Regions from separate parts of the Homo sapiens genome. Here all the other regions are linked to region 1. Evidence: chromatin contacts called from ENCODE Hi-C data. All regions are on one chromosome and are shown on one strand. The core of a region is the stretch at or near the end of the contact, and the rest is flanking DNA. Distances in the headings are between cores, read along the strand shown.

The links. A loop is a pair of places that touch in the nucleus more often than their neighbours do. Pooled maps may share reads with other maps.
Region 2: a pooled map shows a loop between it and region 1 (4-fold over the local background). The contact joins the enhancer-like site here to the promoter of PCF11 in region 1. A Hi-C loop is called at or near these places in 2 of 50 pooled maps.
Region 3: a loop to region 1 is called in a pooled map, with 6 times the contacts of the local background. The contact joins the promoter of LINC02728 here to the promoter of PCF11 in region 1. A Hi-C loop is called at or near these places in 8 of 50 pooled maps.

What each region holds. Positions count from the first base shown.
Region 1 is chr11:83,155,853-83,158,569 of GRCh38, reverse strand. It overlaps PCF11 (PCF11 cleavage and polyadenylation factor subunit), which reads right to left and starts at 1,439. Exons shown (of 16, transcript NM_001346413.3): 1 at 939-1,439. The coding sequence starts at 1,130. RefSeq lists silencers at 274-333, 1,784-1,863 and enhancers at 1,134-1,383, 680-1,469, 1,534-1,583.
Region 2 is chr11:86,217,373-86,220,072 of GRCh38, reverse strand. No RefSeq gene overlaps it. Among named protein-coding and RNA genes, the nearest start is that of LINC02695, 25 kb to the right of the region's middle. Within about 2 kb of position 1,437, at least 4 of the 41 ENCODE cell types and tissues checked have a DNase peak (open chromatin) inside an H3K27ac peak, as active enhancers do.
Region 3 is chr11:78,428,578-78,431,277 of GRCh38, reverse strand. It overlaps LINC02728 (long intergenic non-protein coding RNA 2728), which reads left to right and starts at 1,442. Exons shown (of 4, transcript NR_120564.1): 1 at 1,442-1,578.

The DNA of each region.
Region 1 (2,717 bases), core at 190-2,689:
ATATCGCTCCCATATGAATCCACAGAAGAGGAGGACTACAGGGAAATATAAGGTGGCAGAGGACCACTTCTGTCAAGGGGTAAAGAAAAACACTCCTTCGCTATCAGGGAAGGGAGAAAAAGAGAAAAGGAAGAGGAGGAGGGACTGAACTTTTCAGAGAAACTGCAAGTACTTGTTACCCTCTGGGCCAGTTCTCCACCTACAGGTTGGATAAGATCTCCTCCCCCCACCCAAACCCCACCCTCAACCCCACTTGCCCCTATTTTGGGACAAATTAGACCCTCCAATAGGAGAATAAAAGTTTTATCTAGCCGCCCCCACCCCAAAATGGGGCTGACGGGAGTGAGCAGCTGCCTGGCTGGCAGGGAATGGATTCTCCTCTCTTCCCTTTCGCATCATGTGCTTTTCAGGCGCCATGTTGGGCTCCTAACAGGCGGCTGCTCCACTCGGGGCCAAATCCCTATTCCCACCCACCAACAGCTCGCTCCCAGGTCCCCCTTCACCTCCTTCCAACCCACAGAACACAATTACCAAAAAGGGTGCTTGGGGAAAATGGGAGACCCACTCTCCCACTTCCCAGGGAATTAAAATGGCTTATGTTAACTCTTACTTCCCCAAACCACAAACTGCCTTTAAGTCTCCCCCACCCCAAAGGGCTCTATTCAAAGCGTGTGTGTGTCGGGATATACAATGCGGTGGCCTAAAAAGGGAGTTGGAAAGCGGAAGTGGGACTCCACCCTTTATCCTCCCCACTCCCTCCCCCCCAGAGGCCCATGCTCGAAGCCTGGGCCAAAGACCGAGCCTGAGTTGGAGGGGGGTGGGGGGGTTGGAGAGAAGGAACACTGTCCCCCTTGGGATGGAAGCGAGACCTGGGATGAGGCTGACACTAAAATCAGGGAGTATTAGAAGTAATAGGAGGCTGCGGGGTGTATAAAAACCTTGGCGGTTTGGGCCTCGATGAGAGAGACGATCTCCTTGGCGAAGGGCAGGTTCTCCTCGGCTAGAATGGTCAGCATATTGATGTGCGGCTTGCTATTGAAGGTCAGGTCTTCGAGCGATGACTGATAATCCCGACAGGCGTCCTCCCGGGCCCCCGCAGCACCGGCCTCGGCCGGCGTCTGCTCTGACATTGCGCCGCGGCCCCCCTCCGAGGTCCGCTGCAGCTGAAGCTGAAGCCGCTCTGGATACCCCGCCTCCCTTCCGACTCCTCTTCCTCTCCCCGGCTCTCTCGCGGCTCCGGCTTCACCACATGCTGACCGCGGAGGGGGGATGGGGGACGACACAGGGGGAACCTCGGGTATGAAACGCCGCCGTCTCGCGGGTGATCTCCGTCCACTTCCAGCCGCCACAGAAGCTTCTTTCTCCACAGACACAAAATGGCGGCGGCAGTGGCGGCTCCAGCTCCGAAAATGTCTGTGTTCCCAACCGCTGCGTCGTGCGAAATGAACTAGGGGAGGGGAAATGTGCGGTAAAAGGGCGGGGCCACTGATAAAACCAGGCGTGATTGGCTGTCCCGGCAACGTCACGAGCCCCGCCCCCGGCCCTTCCGCAGGACGCCCTGGCACCGCCTTCTTCTCCGGCCTCTACCCGGACTTTCGCAACATCTACTGCTCGGAGGCGCACTGGAAAAGACGGCCCTTCTCATTGGCCGATTCATAAGGGACTGTTCGGTCATTTGTTACCATAACAACCCATTCAGGGAAGCCAATAGGCCTGGGAAGGCAGTTCCCGCGGCCCAACCCAACCACTTTGAGAAGAAGACTCAGCCGTCCCCTCTTCGTCCCTCCCTCTAGCTTCCCAGCCACTGAGCGGGCCTGTCAATCATCTTTCCTCCCGCCTGCCCCGTAGCTGCTACCGACGGTGGGGGTTGGAGGGAGCGGGGGTTGGAGGGAGCGGAGGCTTTCTGCCGCCGCACCCCCTCTCCCTTAGCGTCTCAGGTGCTCTGGAGAGCCAGGGCGGGTCCAGCTGCCCCTCTGGGAACTGGGAAGTGGGAGGGAGGTGCCCAATTTACCCGGAACTTCGGAAAGCACTGCTGGAGAGTTTCTTCCAGCACGCCGCTTCCCACACCCACAAAAATACCTAGGCGAGCTTGCCTGACTTGAATCCCCAGGAAAATGCCTTTTATTTAGAGATTAAGTGTGAAAGGCTTTTTCCTTGGGGGTTTGGAGGAGCTCTTTAAGGAGCCCACTATGAGCTCTAGGAAGAGTTTTTCACAACAGCCACACCCAGCTGGACCGTAATATCTCCACTGTGAATCTGCATTTCAGAACCTCCTTAGCATACACTATTTGGGGCACGTAGGAAAACACACACGCGCATGCACTTTTGTTTTAAACTTGTGGGGCTGTCTTCCCAGGTTGGAAATGATGCTCGTAAAACACACAAAGCTTTCAAATAGTTCACCGTGGAGCTGCGACATAACACAAACCAAACGTAATTTTTTCATTGAGTAGCGATATTGACCTAAATATAAGCTTTTAAAATGTGTCAATTACGGGCTGGGCGCGGTGGCTCACGCCTGTAATCCCAGCACTTTGGGAGGCCGAGGCGGGCGGATCACGAGATCAAGAGATCGAGACCACCCTGGCCAACATGGTGAAACCCCGTCTCTACTAAAAATACAAAAATTAGCTGGGCGTGGTGGCGTGCGCCTATAGTAGTCCCAGCTACTCGGGAGGCAGAGGCAGGAGAACCGCTTGAACCCGGGAGGTGGAGGT
Region 2 (2,700 bases), core at 188-2,687, 3.1 Mb before region 1:
TATTTAGAGCAATCTTTGCCAAATGATTTTTGTGTCTTTCCAGACCATGATGTGGTTGACTAAGAATTTGTTTAAGCCTAACTATTTTTCAGTTCTTCATTTGACTCAAAAAGTAGTTTGTTGTAGAATAGAAGCTTCCCCTTGAAACAGCATATGGCAAGACCTGGAATTAAAAATAGACTTAACCACTGAAAAATTCTTCCATAAAATTAAATTAAATACGTAGTACAATTCTCTTTTACCATGTTATCCTCAATGGATAAAGATGAACTTTTCTCCTTATTAAAATTGAGAATGTTGCAGAATATTTCCATTATGTGCGAAGAAAAGAGGAACTGGCACTTATTAGCACACATAGTATGCCAGTCTCTGTGACAGGTGCAATCTGAGCGCCATCCTACCACTATGCTTGAATAGAGAGATGGTCATACAATGTCAACATGGTAATAAACTTCAGAGGTCATATAACCCACTGCTTTGGTTCTTTAGAGAAAACGCTGAGGCCCAGAGAGTAGGTTAGTGATCATTCAGTTCATTAAAAACCAAATGGGACTTGAGCTGAGTTTTCTGACACTTAGTCAGTGTTCTTTCTATAACATACTGGTATTCTCAGGAGAGAATTCGTCATGACTTATAGTTACATAGTCACCATTCTTTCCTGTATCTCTGTCTGCCCCATCTCTTTCTTCTATTTCTTCCTTTCTTTGTATTTTTTCATCTTTAACAGTAATGTTTTCTCTATTCTTAGAAAATTGGGTGTTTGAAAACAGCCCTCAACAACTTAATTCAACTTTTATCTAATGATTATTAACTGAATACTGCATCTTAGACACCGTGCTGGGTAATTGGTTGGATACAGTAAGATAATATATACAGATATAACTAAAATACAAGGCAGTGTATGATAAGAACTTTGTAAATAAGTTTTACAGGATTTCAGAGGTAGGTGTGGGGAAAGTGGCCAGTGAACTGGGCTTTTAAAGAATGGAAAAGGTTTTCATAAGGATAAGGGCTGAAGGTAGGACAATAATTTTACACAAATTGAAGAGCAGTAATAAGGATACAGAAGAAGGGAGCAACGCAAGTTGGAGAGATGTCAAGTAGAATTGTATGAGTAACAAACTGTCTTACAGGAGAAAATGGAGGACAAGGCTGAGAAACAGGCTGTTTTATTTCTGCAGCAGGGCAAGGGATCCTTCCCCTTATCAAGGCTAGAATACAAAGAAGGTGGAAGCCCCTATGACAGTCAGCTGTCATAGAAGTTGTAGATAGGTCACCTAGAGGCAGCACTGGAAACCAGCGAAAGTCAGCAATCCAGGTGACAAAAGTATCAACGAACTGGTACGAAAGCTACTACCAACTGGTACAAAAAGAACCACAGTCCAAGGAGACGCTTACTAGCACACGCCTACCTCCAGGGGGTGCTCAAGGCTTCCGTCCTTCCTTCCAAAGAAAAAAGATCTCTGAAGAGACTCCAGGACAAAATGGGGATTTCAGATATAGATGGAGGTTTTAGAGAAATGATTCTGCAGGGGATTCTGTTGAAGGAATAAAGTGGTTATAAACAGAAGTGGGCTGAGAGACTTTCCCCGTCAGTGACCTCTGGCGACTCGGCTTTTGTTAACTCTTGTAATGCTTTCATCTTTTCATCTCTTCACTGCCTTGGGATTGGTGTCTGGGACGTTCTCAAGTCAGGAGGGCAAAAGTAACCTCAGGGAGTCCACTTTGTTCAGTCCAGCTGCTGAGGCAAGAGATCTGATAGGGTTTGGAGCCCAGCATGAACTGGCAGCAAAGCATAGGCGTTTGTCCAGCGTCCTCTGTGTATGTGTTGGATGAGAAGCTTGTGCAGTCACATGCAGGATTCAGAATCCTGGCAGATTCTGAATCCACCTCCTAATTGTACAAGATTGGCATCTGGTGTGGTCTCGCAAGGGACTAAGATTTAGGAGGAAGGAAATTCATAGCAGGATTCTTGCTGCGAGGAAATCTTACCCAAACCTTTAATTAGTGATTACCAACAGGCAGAGATGGATAACTATTTCTAAAGAAAATGTACTCTTGAGAGGCTGAGACTACAAAGGCACATAGCTGCATATTTGTGAGGCTCCATCCCTTATGGTGGGAACAGAATCTGGCCTCGCCAGGAGTCACTTTTGGGACTAGAACATCCTGCCAGCAGAAGTCTGGAATTTGGAGAAATGCAAAGCCAATTGTGAGGTAGATACCTTCTCTACAAAGTAAAGATTGTGTTCTTGGACAGAGCCAGCCCTCATTTAATTTAGGAGTGAGAAGGTGGAAATGCGAGAAGCAATGGCTTGAATCTAGGATCCTGGAGAGGTGTTTAATCCGTAGGAATGAAGCAGACCTGTGAATGACATAGGGAAGAAGGGTGCCAATATCATAAATTGTTAGTTTTGTTAGTTTTAGTCCACGGTGGTGTTCAGACACAACTGTCTGGGAGGGAAGGCAGCCTGCACAGGTGTTGAACTTACCCTAGCATGTGGGTGTCAGAATGTCACAATTAAATCTTATTTTTTCTTTATACATTCAGAGAGCATTTAAAAAATTCTATTCTATGGTTCCAGTTATAGGAGTCACATTATTATTCTAGCATGCCATCTGATATTAAAATAATTTAATATGAAGGCCTATGGGTTCTAACACAATAACTTCTTATCCTATCATTTACATACTTCTAAT
Region 3 (2,700 bases), core at 193-2,692, 4.7 Mb after region 1:
ATCCTAGACCCAGCAATGTACTTAAGCTCATTGTGCCTCAATTTGTTATCAGTTTATACTCACATTTGCCACCTTCCTTTTAGGATCATCTTTGAATTGTGGATAGAAAGATACATGAAAGAAACTTTGATAGGAATTATTAATATCTTCCTCGAAGTCACAGACCTTTGATTTTTCAAGGTAATAATCTGAAAATAGATACATGGTGAGCCTGTGTAACAAAGGTTTTTTTTCTGCAACAGGTGCCCATGTACACAGCTGGAACTGTATTTTGCCGAACCTGAGCCATCTACAACTGTGATTCTTTGATTCATAACTTTCTCTACACACTAGCTCAATAAGAATTGCTGGTTTGCCATTTTCCTAGGAACCTAGTTTTGAAAAATCTTGGAAAGAAGATAATTCTTCCCGTTTATGATATATGAACTACTCCCCTCTGTATTTCTCCTGATTCCTAGTAATTTACCTATTGTAGCTTCACTGAATAGGAACTCACTATCTTAATAGAGATCTTTTATTTATTTATTTATTTATTTATTTATTTAGAGACAGGGTCTTACTCTCTCACTCAGGCTAGAGTGCAGTGACGTGATCACAGCTCACTGCAGCCTCAGCCTCCCAGGCTCAAGTGATCCTTCTGCCTCAGCCTCCCACGTAGCTGGGACCACAGGCACAAGCCACCACACCCAGCTAATTTTTGTATTTTTTGTAGAGACAGGGTTTTGCCATGTTGCCCAGGCTGGTCTTGAACTCCTGGGCTCAAGCAGTCCTCCCACTTTGGCCTCTGAAAGGGCAGGGATTACAGGCATGAGCCACTGTGCCTAGCCTTATTTTTTGGAAACGGTCTTGCTTTGTCGCTCAGGCTTAAGTGCAGTGATGTGTACATGGCTCAATGCAGCCTCGACCTCCTGGGCCCAAGCAATCCTCAGCCTCCCATGTAGCTGGGATCACAGGTATGTGCCACCACATCTAGCTAATTTTTTATAGAGACAGGGTCTCACTTTGTTGCCCAGGCTGGTCTTAAACTCATGGGCTCAAGTAGTCCGCTTCCCTCAGCCTCCCAAAGTGCTGGGATTACAAGTTTGAGCCACCACACCCAGCCAAGAAGTTTTTCTCTCCTCAGAGAGCTCTGGTTGTTAGAAACTTCTACCTGAGAATAAGGAAACCTGTCTCTCTGTATCATGCAAATGGAATAAAATAGAAACACAACTCCTCCTGTTTTCCAGTATAGAACCTCTAACTGCTCAGGTGGACTGTCTGTCCTTCCCTGAAGTGCTGCACCCCTCTGTTATTCATCAGGTCGTGTGTCCTTATAATGGGCATTTCTATTGGTACATAAAAGCTTCCCTCTCCTGTTCACTCAGCTGCTACCCAAGTTTCCTGTGATACCAATCTTAGAAGAGCTTTCAAGTCTCCACTGCCTCCTTCCTATCTGCCTTACAGCCTGTGGTGGTTGCCGAAGAACTTTAATTACAGTGTCAGAGTGTTCAGGGACAGTCCCAACTCCCTTCATGTGAGGATTGCAGAAATGGGCTTGGATCGTATACAGACAGCGTTATGAGGCATTGCTGAAGAACAGTAAGTTCTTACACAGAAGTTGTCAACTAATATATGCATTTTCTTTGCCATACCCCAAGAGGCAGGAGCTGATTCCTATATAGTTAGGATATAGCTGACCAATGTTCTCTTTAAATGTAATTTCCATCTGCCACATTTTAAATTACAGGTTTTTGCATCAGGAAACTGTTGGGTCCAATTATTTGGTGCCTTGGAAAGGGCATTAAATGCATAGTGAGAAGATCCTGGTTTAATCTGACATTCCACTTACTAGGTGTAGAAGCTTGAGCAAGTTAATTAATCTTTGAGTCTGTATACCCAGCTGCAAAATGAGGATAATGCTTATCTTACAGAGTGTTGTGAAAGCAATGAAGATTGTGTGAAAGGGTTTCATAAACTGACAAGCACTGCACAAATGTAAGGTCCCCTAAGGAAAACCTTTTCAAAACTCAAAATCTATATGAACAGAGATACTTATTCATGTTGGGTGGAATGTTTTACAGCCATTAAAAATTGTAAGAGAAAATATATTGAAAAATACAATCTAAAATGGTGAGTTTGCAATTACAACAGTGTAAAACCTGTGTACATAGACTAGAATATGGAAAAAATGGATTACAGGGTAGTGGAATTGAGTGACTTTTGCTTTAAAGACTCTTAGGTATATTAGGTGTATTCAGTTTAGTTCAATAAACTTTTATTGAGCTCTCACTCTCCCAATCCCCGTGCTAGATTCTATGAGTGCTGAGACAAATAGGACATACTCCCTGCTCTCAGAGACTCCCATTCTGTACAGTCTTGTCAAAGTTTACTGTGTATGTGAATCACTGCGGAGCGTATTAAAAATTCACATTATCTTACTCCCACCAGAAGATCTGATTCAGTAGGTCTGTGATGGAACTAGCTCACAATTTACATTGTTTTAAACAGTCACCCTGAGTAATTCTAGTGTAAGTATTTTAATTCTGTACTGAGAAACCTGCAGTGAGATTTTAATATTTTTACACTAAACGGTAAGTAATAATTATACAAATCTGCTCATTGAAGAAGTTACCTGTTTTCTCTGCATGCTTGAGCTGGTTTTTATGTGTCTCTATCAAGGATGGGAAGGCCAGCCTGCAGTGATACCCCTTGGAACCCTTG